2 separate regions of the Homo sapiens genome follow, and region 1 is linked to region 2. The links are chromatin contacts, found by Hi-C or POLR2A ChIA-PET in ENCODE. All regions are on one chromosome and are shown on one strand. Each heading gives the region's core, a stretch centred on a gene start or an enhancer-like site at or near the end of the contact. The rest is flanking DNA. Distances are from core to core; before and after follow the strand shown.

Region 1 (2,907 bases), core at 62-2,561, 260 kb before region 2:
TCCTGTCTCAGCCTCCCGAGTGGCTGCGACTACAGGCATGTGCCACCATGTACAAATACATTTTTGTATTTTTAGTAGAGACAGGGTTTCACCATGTTGGTGAGGCTGGCTTTGAACTCACAACCTCAAGTGATCGGCCCTTCTTGGCCTCCCAAAGTGCTGGGATTACAGGCTTGAGCCACTGCGCCTGGCTTTTTTTTTTTTTTTTTTTTTTTTAACTGTTTTTCACTGCTGTATCCTCAGTACACAGAATGGTTTGTAACACGAGACAGACACCTCAGTAAAAGCCAGATGAGGGCTAGTATTAGTAAAACCTGTCAGACTGTTGCATTTGAAAAACGAAACAAAAACGTTGGTTCCAGGGCACTAACCACCATGAAATACAGTAAGTGTACATCTCGGTTATAGTTTACTCCCTACCCACAGCCTTCCTCTCCCACAGCGGAGAAACAATAGTGAATTAGTTTCTTTCTCAGAGAGACTTGAGGTATGTGATGAAAGACAAGTCCAAGAAACAGTGAAGCCAGCTTTGCAGACATCAGCCCTAGAACCAATGGTATTATTTCCCAGTGCAAATGATAATTACTCCGACCTACTCATCAAGACAAGAAAAAGCATCTCTGATCAATTTTCAAAAGAGGCTGGGTTGGTGTAATTATAGTTAATAATACCCATCTACGGAGCTGTTGCCCCTGACACACACACCCTTGAGTTGTCAGCCTCAGACTTCCATTTCTAGCACCTGTAAGCTGGTCAAGTTGTGTGCACTGTAATGTGTCACCATGAAACGAAAGAGAAGTACCAGGTGAGCTCTCTCTCTCTCTGTGTATATACGTGTGTGTGTGTGTGTGTGTGTGTGTGTGTGTGTGTGTGTGTGTGTGTACGCCTTGCCTGAAAATGATTTAAAGCTACTAACCGGGCCCCATGGAAATTCAGTCTCATTGCATAGGGCTCCAGGCAACTGAGTTACTGGACACTACACCAGGTCTTGGGTTTTTTGAGATAAAAAATCAGCAAAGTATGTGTAAAGTAACATTTCTTACAAAAATAGATTTCTCTCTTCTCTCAACATGGCATCAGTTTTTTCAATATATTGGCAAAGTGGATCCATCCACGGTTCTGGGTCCTGGCTGTGCGTCCGATCGCCTTTGTCAGCTGGGGGAAGACTCAGGGTGACTTGAGCCAGGAGGACCGCGGAGTGGACAGCCGGTACCGCGCGCTCCCCTTTCCCTTGTTCTAAACTGGGCTGGAGAAGTTCATAGGATTTGCTCCGTCTGTACCGCGTGCGCTGTGAGCGTTTTCATCAGGGCAGCAGCAGACGCGAAGGAGCGCGCTGGCGCCCTCTGGCGGCGATCCTAGGGTGCGTCCGCGCCGTGCCTACCCCCCGGCCTCCGGGAGCCTCGAGCCCCAGCGCGACTGTGATTCTGCCAATTACAGCGATCATCATAGCGAAATGAAAATGCTCCGATTATTTGTTTATAAATAAAACCGTTCCTCCTGGAAAATGTGCCAGGATGACATTTTGTGAAGTCCTGTTTCCAGTCTTCGTGAATTAAAATTCTAGATGGGAAACTACCAGACAGGAGAAGATAATTGAAAAGGATAGTTGAAAGGACTTCTGACTTGTCCAAGAAGAGACGCAATTCCAGGTTAATCTTCAGAGTGAGTCAAAGCAACGTAAGTATGATCTTTTTCTACGAAAGGCAAAGAATAAAATGTGGCAGAGGGTTTCTACAACTCCTTACCTTCCCAGTTCTGTAGAATCACCCTACAAAAATAGAGGGGCAGCTGTGGGGTGGCGGAACGAACACGGTTTTTAGAAGCAGGGGCTTGGGTTTGAGTTCTAAATGTGCAGCGTACTGGGGCACTTAACTTCTCTGAGGCTTAGGTGCCTCATTTCCAAAGGGCATGAGAATATCTTCTTTTTTTTTTTTTTTCCTTTTTTTGAGACGGAATCTCGCTCTGTCGCCCAGGCTGGAGTGCAGTGGCGCGATCTCGGCTCACTGCAGCCTCCGCCTCCTGGGTTCCAGGGATTCTTGTGTCTCAGCCTCCCAAGTAGTTGGGACTACAGGCACGAGCCACCACGCCCAGCTAATTTTTGTATTTCTAGTAGAGACTGGGTTTCACCTGGGGTGGGGGGAGGGGGGAGGGATAGCATAGGAGATATACCTAATGTAAATGACGAGTTAATGGGTGCAGCACACCAACACGGCACATGTATACATATGTAACAAACCTGCACGTTGTGCACATGTACCCTAGAACTTAAAGTATAATTAAAAAAAAAAAAAAGGCACACCTGAAATGCCAGCTGCTCCTCTGAGACAGGCGGCTCCCTCAGCCAGCTCAGCTGTTCTAGCAAAAAGGCGTTTGATTCTGGGCCAAGCCCAGAATAGGGATTGTCTCCTCATACTATGCCTCTGGCTTCCTGGAGTACAGATTTATGGCTTCTGAATGTGGGAGGAGAAAAAAAAATCCTTAAATCTAAGTCAAAAGCCTGCTAGAACTACTCTCTACAGCTAAACAGAAATGAGCTACAAACTCCTGTCGTGCGGCTTAAATGGAGAAACTTGTGAAGGGATCTGGTTTTGGGTTACTGACATGCTTGAAGGTGCTCATGAGTGGTGGTTTTCCTGTCTTCAAAGTAAATTTTAGGAACAATAAGTTCACTTTGATCATTATCTCTAGGTTATGGGGTTATGGATGGATTTTTTTTTTTTTTTTTTTTGAGATGGAGTCTCACCCTGTCGCCCAGGCTGGAGTGCAGTGGCGTGATCTCAGCTCACTGCAACCTCTGCCTCCCAGGTTCAAGTGATTCTCCTGCCTCAGCCTCCCCAGTAGCTGGGACTACAGGTGCCTGCCACCACGCCTGGCTAATTTTTGTATTTAGTAGAGACGAGGTTTCAC
Region 2 (2,861 bases), core at 305-2,804:
CTGAATCTGATTTTCATCTTGTTCTAGAAAACTGTCAGACACTATCTTAAAATATTGCCTCTTACCCCATTCTTTCTTTCTGGAGCTCCTATGTAATGCATGCTAGAGCTTCTCATTTCATCTTCCATGTATTTAAGTTCTCTTTCATGTAAGAAATATCTTTATCTTTCTGTGTTGCATTCTAGGTAATTTGTTTCCAAACCACTTCCTGGATGATCAATTCTCTCTTTGGCAATCTTTGCCCCGTTTATTAAGTTTTTATTTTTAATGTTACACATTTCATTTCTAGAGGTAACATATGGTACTTTTTCAAATATGCCTGGTCTTTTAAATTTATTTTCTCAAAATTTTGATTTCTCCTTTTACATTTCAGTTATGTTAACAACAATTCATATCCTCCTTCTGATAGTTCTATTAGCTGATGTTCTGGGGGTTCTGGGGACTCATTACCTGTGCCGCCCGTTGTGTCTGTTTATTCTTGTTTGTAGTGCACTCTTGCTCATGTCTCTAAACGCATTTTGTAATTTTCGATTGTGAGCTTCTATTTAAAAGAATGTGCTCACTATGGGAATCTTGTGTGGCAGAGGTTGAAGATTGGTTTCTATAGAGAAGTTTTTTATTTGTTTTGGCAAGTGCTCTTGTGATATTGGGACTCCTTTTATGTTAATTAATTGACGTAGCTTTCCTAGACCATACAGGTGAGTAAACTTAAGCTCCAAACCCATGTGAAGTGTGGTCTGTGGTTATGAAACTTGAGGTGACCTTGTTTTCCCTCAGCGGATCTCCCACTGCTCAGGCAGCCAAGTGTCAGCACTTTTTCTTGTGCTCAGACCTTCTTTATACTCAGTCTCTGGGATTTCCTTCACTCATTTCAGCTGTGCTTTTAACACCACACTTATTATTTTTCTACAGCATATTTAGGCGTTTCTGTGGCCAGAAGCTTTTCAGATTCTCCTCTAAGATATTGCCAAAATGATAGTTCTTGTCATCCTGAATTTCTGAACACAGAAAAAGTTTTCCCACGATGATTACAGATTTTGAGATCTCTCTAGATACTAGGGACATCTTTAGAAAGCAGGCCAAGAGCCTTGACCAAACTTACGGCAATTCTATTGTACTGATCAGAAAATATCACTTACTTTTGCATGTAGATTTTATTTAGATGAGAGTTAGGTTTTGTTTTGCAAAGAAAATAGCTAATGTATTCTTTGCTAAGAATGACGGTGATACACAGCGGTTGGATTTATTTAATAAAATGTGAGATGTTAAGAAAAAAATCTTAGGAATTTGAAGACACTGAGAGTGTTCAATGCAAAAAAAAAAAAAAAAAAGGCAGAGAGAGAGGGTGTTTCAGTTGCCTGCACCATACATACTCGCTGGTTCCGAATAATGCAAGGATTTCTCTCTTCTGTTCCGGTCTTTTGATGTTGAGTTTCCTGCCCCTTAAATATCTGCTTTACCAGAAAATGAGAAAGTCTTCACCCAAAAAAACAGCACAGAAGTGAAGCCAAGTGACTGTAAAAGGTTTCATAGCCTGGTCAACAGGGAGGCAGCTGGCGATCACTTCCTGCCTCACCCTGGAGGAAGGAGCTACTAAGGAAAGGGACGTCTAAGCTGAAACAACTTCAGGTGGTTCCTGTCCCTCTCTAGAGACTTTAAAGTCTCACTGCATGGAATGCCCTTGATATCCAGACTGGGAAAATCTAAGCCTGTGGACCAGGAAGAAAAGTCATTCATTTATTCATTCGTTTATCACTCCTACTACTCATGAGAGTCAAGTGAGGGCTGTCTGGGGACTTAGGGTAGGAAACTTTCAATATGGCTAGATATATGCACTTAACTATTTCTTTTTCTTTTGGATTGACAGTCTTATTTACTCTGAATACAGGGCATTCATAATGCTCATTGTTGCTGCTACTATTCTGTGAACACATGTTTAGAAAAAAACGTGGTGCAACGGTATGGGAATTCTGAGTTCACTTGTTCATCCATTTTTTTCTTTAAATAACATTTATCCAGTGGTATGTTATATAGAGCTTTGTACTGGGTGGAGTGGGGCTAAAAAGATGAATGATAAATAGTTTCTACCCTTAGGAATCTCAGTCTAATACCATGTGGGGGATGGGGCAGTATATTTACAGAAAGAAATGCTACATGGGGCATATTTAACCCACAAATGATCTAACTGAAGAATCAGAATAAATATTTCCATACATTTTAATTGTGGTAAAATATACACAACATAAAATTTACCGTTTGAAGCTTTTTTTTTTTTTTTGTAGACAGAGTCTTGCTCTGTTGCCCAGGCTGGAGTGCAATGGCACGATCTTGGCTCACCACAACCTCTGCCTCCTGGGTTCAAGCGATTCTCCTGCCTCAGCCTCCTGAGTAGCGGGGATTACAGGCGTGCACCATCATGCCCAGCTAATTTTGCATTTTTGGTAGAGATGGGGTTTCTCCATGTTGGTTAGTCTGGTCTCAAACTTCTGATCTCAGGTGAACCGCCCACATCAGCCTCCCAAAGTGCTGGGATTACAGGCATGAGCCACTGCACCTGGCCTATTTGAAGCATTTTTAAGCGTACCATTTGGTGGCATTCATTAAGTACATTCACATTATGGTGCAAACATCACCATCATCCCGGAAGCCTTTGCATCTTTCCAAACTGAAACTGTACCCATTAAACACGAACTTCTCATTCCCCTCCCCCTAGTCCCTGGCACCCACCATTCTACTTTCTGTCTCTGTGACTTTGACTCCTCTAGGTGCCTCATACAAGTGGAATCATTCAGCAGTTGTCTTTTTGCATATTGCCTGTCCAAAACTTTTTGAATGGAAAGAAGTATGTTTTACAGAAACAG

The links. Hi-C counts contacts between places; a loop is a spot of excess contacts on that map. ChIA-PET counts read pairs that join two places held with the same protein, here RNA polymerase II (POLR2A). Pooled maps may share reads with other maps.
Region 1: a loop to region 2 is called in a map with no recorded cell type, with 5 times the contacts of the local background. The contact joins two enhancer-like sites. A Hi-C loop is called at or near these places in 1 of 37 single-sample maps with no recorded cell type and 2 of 50 pooled maps. POLR2A ChIA-PET finds 5 or more read pairs at or near these places in 2 of 52 experiments (H1 and activated B cell).

What each region holds. Positions count from the first base shown.
Region 1 is chr1:235,102,800-235,105,706 of GRCh38, reverse strand. No RefSeq gene overlaps it. Among named protein-coding and RNA genes, the nearest start is that of SNORA14B, 24 kb to the left of the region's middle. RefSeq lists an enhancer at 498-637 and a silencer at 1,258-1,427. Within about 2 kb of position 1,311, at least 7 of the 41 ENCODE cell types and tissues checked have a DNase peak (open chromatin) inside an H3K27ac peak, as active enhancers do.
Region 2 is chr1:234,843,349-234,846,209 of GRCh38, reverse strand. All of the region lies in intron 2 of LOC107985365 (a long non-coding RNA gene), which reads left to right. Among named protein-coding and RNA genes, the nearest start is that of LINC02961, 85 kb to the right of the region's middle. Within about 2 kb of position 1,554, at least 15 of the 41 ENCODE cell types and tissues checked have a DNase peak (open chromatin) inside an H3K27ac peak, as active enhancers do.